2 separate regions of the Homo sapiens genome follow, and region 1 is linked to region 2. The links are chromatin contacts, found by Hi-C in ENCODE. All regions are on one chromosome and are shown on one strand. The core of a region is the stretch at or near the end of the contact, and the rest is flanking DNA. Distances in the headings are between cores, read along the strand shown. Region 1 has its middle 100 kb from the start of NR3C1. Region 2 overlaps ARHGAP26 (Rho GTPase activating protein 26).

The links. A loop is a pair of places that touch in the nucleus more often than their neighbours do. Pooled maps may share reads with other maps.
Region 1: a map of MCF 10A shows a loop between it and region 2 (4-fold over the local background). The contact joins two enhancer-like sites. A Hi-C loop is called at or near these places in 1 of 168 maps with a recorded cell type or tissue (MCF 10A), 3 of 37 single-sample maps with no recorded cell type and 5 of 50 pooled maps.

What each region holds. Positions count from the first base shown.
Region 1 is chr5:143,505,653-143,509,499 of GRCh38, forward strand. No RefSeq gene overlaps it. Among named protein-coding and RNA genes, the nearest start is that of NR3C1, 100 kb to the left of the region's middle. RefSeq lists an enhancer at 1,572-1,866. Within about 2 kb of position 1,724, at least 7 of the 41 ENCODE cell types and tissues checked have a DNase peak (open chromatin) inside an H3K27ac peak, as active enhancers do.
Region 2 is chr5:142,921,777-142,925,649 of GRCh38, forward strand. All of the region lies in intron 10 of ARHGAP26 (Rho GTPase activating protein 26), which reads left to right. Among named protein-coding and RNA genes, the nearest start is that of ARHGAP26-AS1, 55 kb to the left of the region's middle. Within about 2 kb of position 2,540, at least 3 of the 41 ENCODE cell types and tissues checked have a DNase peak (open chromatin) inside an H3K27ac peak, as active enhancers do.

The sequences.
Region 1 (3,847 bases), core at 474-2,973, 580 kb after region 2:
TTGTTTTTATAACAGACTCTCTCCCATGATAACTAACCTGCTCCAGTGATAATGATCATGACCTAATCACCTCCCATTAGGTCCCACTTGCCAGCACTGTCACATACGAGATTAAGTTTCCAACACATGAACTTTGGGGGACACATTCAATCCATAGCACAAGGACTGCTTGCACATAATAGGGATAATTTGAGAATGTCGTGGGGGTACATGATAGAGATTCCCACTAAGTCTGTGGGTCAGAGAATAAATTCTTAGAGAGATGACATATAAGTTGAGACTTGATAAATGAGTAGTAATTATCTTATTAAGGGGGAAGTGTAGGAAAGATTGTTCCAGGCAGAGGGAAGGGTATGTGTAGAGCCCCAAATGCAAGAAAGTGCATGGGACTTGGGGTGGTAGCCATGGTTGTTTCAGGCTGACTGTGGGTGACAATCCAATTCCATTATCTTGACTCCCTCCAGCCATGCAGGCTGCTGCTTTTAGTTACCAGGCAGCACTGACTGCTGTAGCTGGGGACCTCAAATGCTCTGTTTGGGACATTCACCTGAAGAAGGTGAAGTGCAGTCTACTGCCTCTTCTATACCAAGAGTCGCAGTTGGGGCAGCTGGGAAAATCACCAGGAAAATAAAACCAAATCAAACAAAATTAATTTAGAGGATAGTTTATATACATAAGATAGGGAATACTAACGATTCAGATGCAAACACTCTAAGTACAGAATGGTATAAGACAGGAAGAAAATCCCTTTCACGAGTCACAATTCAGAAGGTCAATTCAAACCTTTAAGTGATAAACCACATTTCTAGTCAAGCTGAATACAGAGTACAGTATTTTATTTGCTAAAATCTGAATGGTTACTACGAGCCACCCAGCTTAGGTAACATACCCAAAATAATCTCTATGAATTCCCACAACACTCTTATGGGATAGCCATTATTATCTCAATTGTATAAATGAGAAAACAGTGGTTAAGTCACTATAAGGTCACAGAGCTTGGATCCAAACCTAGTGCTTATTTTACAGCCTGTGCCTTTAGCAACTATACCACCAGTATATTTAATCATAACTAATAGAAACAAACACAAATATTGAGTGATTACTTTTATTTTTTATAAGATAAACAGACCAAGAGAAATGCTAGTTAAAAGCATTTATCTTTAGAGCAAGAATGCTCCATCCTTGTAGAAACATTGAGACAAAAAGAATGCATAAGAGCAGCAGTTTTAAGAAAAGTTTGGTGAAACTAAGTGAAATTCCAGGCATGAGCAATCAATTTAAGATTCTATTAGGAAAGCAAAACAATGAGATTATTTCAATTATTGAGTTAACAATGAGATTTCACCATCTACATTCTAGCCATGAGTAAGACATTTATTTGAATCAGATAAGGAGATATAATGTCATTTGAAGGAGGCCCAGTACATTTAATAACAGAGATAAATGAAACTGACAATGATCTCATACTTTATAAATCTAAACAAAGGACCAAGGTTAGACACAGGGATCCTAGTGGTTGATGAGTTAGTTAAAATGCCGCTTTTTACCCTATCTATTGGAGACCAGACAGGATTTTTGTTTTCTTCCTCTAAACAAGGAGGTTAAGAAAGAATTAATCCAATTGCATTTAAAACAAAGTGCAGGAGCAAGAAACAACCTTGAACCTTCCTTACTCAAATAGCAGCTCTGTTGGTAATTTAATCACTAACTGAGTTGTGTAACTTGCCTATGACAAATGGTAAAATACCTACAATGTGGAAATCTGCCAGAGTAATTCCTTCACAGGAATGGGAGGGAAAGGCTCAGCCAGCTCACACTCATACCCTGCCTCCCTATGCTCAGTGTCTGAAATTGCTTCTGTATTAGGAGAGAATATGGGAACTGTTCTGGATCTCAGGAGAATGTGAAGTCACTGAAATGTTTTTGAATACCCACTTCCCTTCACTCCCCTTCCCACCCTACTTGGTACTTGCTGGCATGTGGCACCATGTGAGCTACAGGCAGTGCATAATGAAGTCTAAATGTTAGCAAGGAATGGACAGGAGATCCTGTGGTGTGTGATCTGGCTTGTCCTTTCTGCCTTCCTTGCGCTAATGTTTAGTTTCAGACACGGAAATTTTGAATGGGATCAATCTGAACTGTTCCTTTCTTTGCTGATAAGTACAACTTTTCGTTCTCCAGTCTCAGCTTAAGCTTCATTGTCTCTTGGAGGCTTTCCTAAGTCACCTGAACTACATTAGGACTCCTTGGCACACACTTCCACAGCTCCCTATGCTTTCTAGTACTAAACACACTTCTTCCATCTTCTCCAGTGCATCAGAGGGTTCACTGCAACATTTCAACACCCAGTCACAATGTCTGGCATGTTGCTTGCCTTTAGTCAATGTTTGCAGAATGAATGGTTGCCTTTGTCATTTTCTTTTTAAAAAGGTATTGTAGACAAAGGCAGTGGTTCACGCCTGTAATCCCAGCGCTTTGGGAGGCTGAGGCAGGCAGATCACAAGGTCATCACAAGGTCAGGAGTTCAAGACCAGCCTGGCCAGCAGTGAAACCCCATCTCTACTAAAAATACAAAAATTAGCTGGGCATGGTGGCACACATCTGTAGTCCTAGCTACTCGGGACGCTGAGGCAAGAGAATTGGAACCCGGGAGGCGGAGGTTGCAATGAGCTGAAATTGCGCCACTGCACTCCAGCCTGGACCACAGAGTGAGACTCCATCTCAAAAAAAAAAAAAAAAAAAAAAGGTATTGTAAAATATTTAAGACAAACACAAATGTGTAAATAAAAATATTACAAACCCCCACATATTGACTACAGATTAAGAATGAAAACAATATTGATACAAGTTTAAGTCCCTACTTAGTCCTCTTTGATCACATTCTGCTCTCTAGAGGCAACTAGTGGTCTGAATTTGGTGACTACTATTTCCATGCATTTCTTAATACTTTCACTACACATATATGTAAACTTATTGTTTTGCATATTTCTATAGTTTGTACAAGCATTATACTATATGTATCCTTCTGATATTGACTTCTTTCAAACTGTGTGTGATTCATGATTCATTCATGCTGTTGTATTTAGCTAGAGGTTATTTGTTTTCACTGCTGTGTATTTCATTGTATAAATGCTTCATTATTAATCTGTTTTCTTGTTGATGGGTTATTTTCTAAATTTTTGCTATTGCAAAATATTATGAATGTCCTTGTACTTGCAACACTTTTCTTCTTTTAGGTCACATTGTGGTTTCCAATATACTAGACCTTTTCATTATTCACCTGTCAAAAGTGACCTGCACAGGATCTCTGAAAGCTGTAGGAGAGATAGGTGATAAGCAAACCTATGCTTGTATGAAAATGGGTATCATTGGATTTACAAGAAGCAGTGTGGAACAGTGACATGAACATTGATCTGGGAATTCAACAGACATGGATTCCAGTAACCACTCAACTTCTTAGCAGCCACGCTGCACTGGGAATACAATGCTTCAGTTTTCATACTGTATAACTTGAATAATAGTCTCCTATCTGCCTACCTCACAAGGTTGTAACTATGATCAAATGAAATAATATTGCTAAAAAGATTTTGAAACCTGATATATTATGCAACATTGGAACATCAACAACCAAAATGTATTACCCAAGTGTAATGTGGCAAAAGAGGTATAATAAAACAACCATACAAAAATATAAAATAATGTGTTATTGCCTTCTACATTTAAACTTGTTATTGTCTACAAGTTGTTATCCTTTATCTACATTAAATTGAGGTGTTCTAGAAATGATACTTTATTCCCAGAGGAAAGATTGGAAGAAAATCAGGCTTTTGAGAGAAATGGACTTTGG
Region 2 (3,873 bases), core at 1,290-3,789:
TATCACTACATTGCAGGATTTTTTCTGAAGGTGGAACACACTAATATTCCCCTCTGATGGAGTCCTATGTCTGAAAACATGGCTGTTGAATTTTTTTCTATACCCTAAAACCTGGGGCTTTATTGTTGTGATGGTGAACCTTAGCTTTGGTGGATATTCCTGTGAGCCTGCTTTTTGTCTTAATGGTGCTCCTTTTCCTGTAGTGTCATGAGTTTTCAAGTTATCTATAAGCTGAGAGGAAATACAGGTGCATTCGGGTTATATGTGCAAAGGGCCTGCTAGGGTAAGATTCCATTTTCAAACTGTGTATGTGATAACCTGTTGTTGATACATGCTTCAAATAAAGATAAAGTGTTATGCCCTCTCTTTCCAATTTATGGCCTCAAGAAGAAACTGTATTAATTTTAAATTAAAATAATATTGTTTCTTCTAGCTTGCTAAGAGGTGTGTGTGTATGCATTTGTGTGTTTTTGTGAAATTGTGTGACTGAGATTATGTGTTTTCCAAAAAGGATCATCTTATGTAACAGACTTTGTTTCAACATTCAACCTCTAGATGGCAGTTTTGTGTATGTATTAGTAACTATTAGAAGGTCCAGTTGAAAATCAGCTGTCCTATATACACCTTGTATACATTGACAGAAGAGTGTGTGTGTGTGTGTGTGTGTTTTCTGTAGAAAAAAATAATCATGAGAGTATTATTCCTTAAAGGAAGAAGAGTATCCTAAATGACTCATTCATTCTCTAGAAATTCCTTCCTCCCACCCTTTCATCACAAATCATTCATACCCACTTTCTTGCAAAAACAAACATGCTCAGTTAGTTGGGCCTCTGTTTAAACATTACCCTTTACCTGGCTCTTTGAACTAAAGTGCCAGGCCCTTTGCTTTAGGAATGGCTTATTTAGGATGGTGCAGAAAAGATGAGTGATTTCACTGTCCTGTGTGTGCTGAGAACCTGGCAGTCCTACTTTTCCCTCCTGGTGCAACGTGCCTTTATCTTTTGCAACACATGAATCCATTTTTCCTGGTTTCAGACTTCCCCTCCCTCCCCTTCTCACCCCTTGTTTGAAATAATATTTTATTTTGCCTTCCTGCTGGTTGGATTAGAGTGCTGGTCTCAATGCCATGACATTTCAGGCAGGAAATGGAGTTTTCCTTCCTCAGAGGGTGTTATATGACTCTGACTTCCATGACTTGAGTTGGGAGACGATACCATAGTTTCTGAATTGCTTTTTGGCTGTTCTGTAAAATAAGTTAGTGGAGAAGTTCTTGGAGTCTTAGAATTCATGTAGTTTGAACTTGTCATGGAGTTTTTTTTTTTCTTTTAATTAAATGAGAGCATGCCTGTTTGCTGTTTGATTCTGGTTTAACAAAGAATGGGGTATGGTGGTTAATGGACTTGATTGGGAGGGTGATTGAGGCAACCCTATTTTTACTCTTTAGTCTGCCTGGTGAAATATGGAGTTTTATTGGTTGAATATACCAGTTTATTTACCAATTTCTAAATATAAAATGAGTTTGTCTTTTTAAAATCAAAACCAAAAATGAGCTATTATGTAATTCTGGATAGAAGAAACAGTTCAACCAGTACATTCCACTTATGTACATTTCTGTTGATTGTGAGATAGAATAGTAAAAATGAAAAAAAAATACATGAAACAGAAGCTATATTTTCATAGTTTGTTATCAATAGTAGTAACAGGTATTTGCATTCTCCTTGAGTCTCACTCATCCCATCAGTGAATAATGCCTTGTCCTTGTGCAGTGTGTTAACATTTGCTTGCTTCTATGTCCCTGATACCTAGCATGATGACTGGCACATAATAGGAACTCAGTCAATATCTGTTGCATTTAAGAGCCATGCAATTTAATATGCCAAAGATGTCTTTGGGCTTCCCGATGTTTTACGACTTCAGTCTCTCATAAAAATGTAAGAACTTATCTGATGTGGTTGGTGATACCTACTTTTTAGACTATTATTATTGCTATGATCCTAATTATTTTAGGAACATTCCTCTAAAAATACTAAGGTTGCAGGCTTTAATAGGTTATGATTCATTCATTTATTAGGATCAGATCCTTTTTTTTTTTTTTTTTTTTTTGATACGGAGTCCTGCTCTGTCGCCCAGGCTGGAGTGCAGTGGCGCAATCTCCGCTCACTGCAAGCTCCGCCCCCCGGGTTCGTGCCGTTCTCCTGCCTCAGCCTCCCAAGTAGCTGGGACTACAGGCGCCTGCCACCGCACCTGGCTAATTTTTTTGTATTTTTAGTAGAGACGGGGTTTCACCGTGTTAGCCAGGATGGTCTCGATCTCCTGACCTCGCGATCCACCCGCCTCGGCATCCCAAAGTGCTGAGAGGATCAGATCCTTTCTAAATAATTGATTAGAAGCTACTTCCAAAACCTTCTTAGAGGGTTGACCCTTGCTTCCTCCCTCCCTCCTCTTTCCAACTCTCCTTCCCTCCCTCCCTCCTTCCTTCCTTTCTTCTTCTCCTTAAGATGCTGGTCTTTCTGGATCCCAGGACATGTATGCTACATGCACAGGGGGGCAGTACAACATTGTCATTAAAGCATGGGCTTTGCTTTAGATTCAGGCACACCTGGGTTCAAGTGCAGGCTTTGGCACTTACTAGTGGTGTGACATTATGCAAGTAATTTATGTGAGTCTCAGTCTTTTCACTTTTAAAAGAAGAAATAATGGTAGTGTCTACTTCATACAGTTATTGTGAAGAATGAATGATAATACAAGTAAAGTCCTTAGCACAGTGGTTAGCACATAATAAACACTCAGTAAATCTACCTGTGGTTTGGGGGCTGCCAGTTGCAGCATCTTCTGGTTTCTTACTTCCTCTGTCTCTCACCTGTACCACACCCAGATTATCATGGCATATTATTAATTCTTTCCATGCACAAAGGTCTTGCAGAAGGACCTCAATGGTTTATTACATCAGAGCACGCATAGTAGTGCAGATTCATATGTTCTGTCTCCAAATAGTAGATTACCATTGCCTTCCAGTGATGGCACTGTGTCCTTGAGTATTGGAAGAAAAAGGGAAGTAGCCCAAGTTCCTCCTTTGTGGATGACCTGGAGATACTCTCCTGAGTTTGACTGTAAGGTGAATCAAGAATATAGACAGGCATCCTTCATTGTTGGTCTTAATGCATGAGATGGATGACTTTATAACATGTAATGATGACCTAGGGTGAAGCTCAGATAGATTCAGAGGAAGACACAGACAACAGAAGTTGCAAACTGGTGGTCCACAGACATGCTTGGTTTGGCTTGAATAGTGTTTGAGGCAACAGTTTAAAACTGAAAAAAATCTTTAACTGCTGATCATGCCTTCCCGCATGCCAGCTACCGGTTGAGCTGAATGACAGATATTTCCTTTAGGTGGGGTGTGTGCTCTCTGTTCTGCCGCAGTCCCCACCATGCCCTGTTGCCCACCTCCCCCATGAAGACGAGTGACAGCTTTTTTGCTTTGCACTTGCACTGTTGTTTTTCCCACAGAGGGGAGATAATTCTTTGTTCTTTGTTTCTATCTGAAAGTAAAACTGCAAAAGAAAAAACCAAGAGCAACATAAGACCAAGTCTATTTTCCTTGGATTAAAGAATTTCTTATCCAGTTTCCCTAATTTTTCTTACTTACCGAGTCTCCGTAGACATTTGGGTCTGTAATCTCATAAACAGACATGGAAAAGGTGTCATTCTCCAAGATTATTCTATGTGGCTTTGGCCATATCTTTGTGTAAATGAAGCTCTTCTGAACCCGAACCATTGCATTGTCCAGGAACTGTTAGGAATTCATTTTCCCAGTAGCACTTTAGAAACAAAGGACCACTTCCCTTCCCTGGCACTTGCAAAACTCTTCTT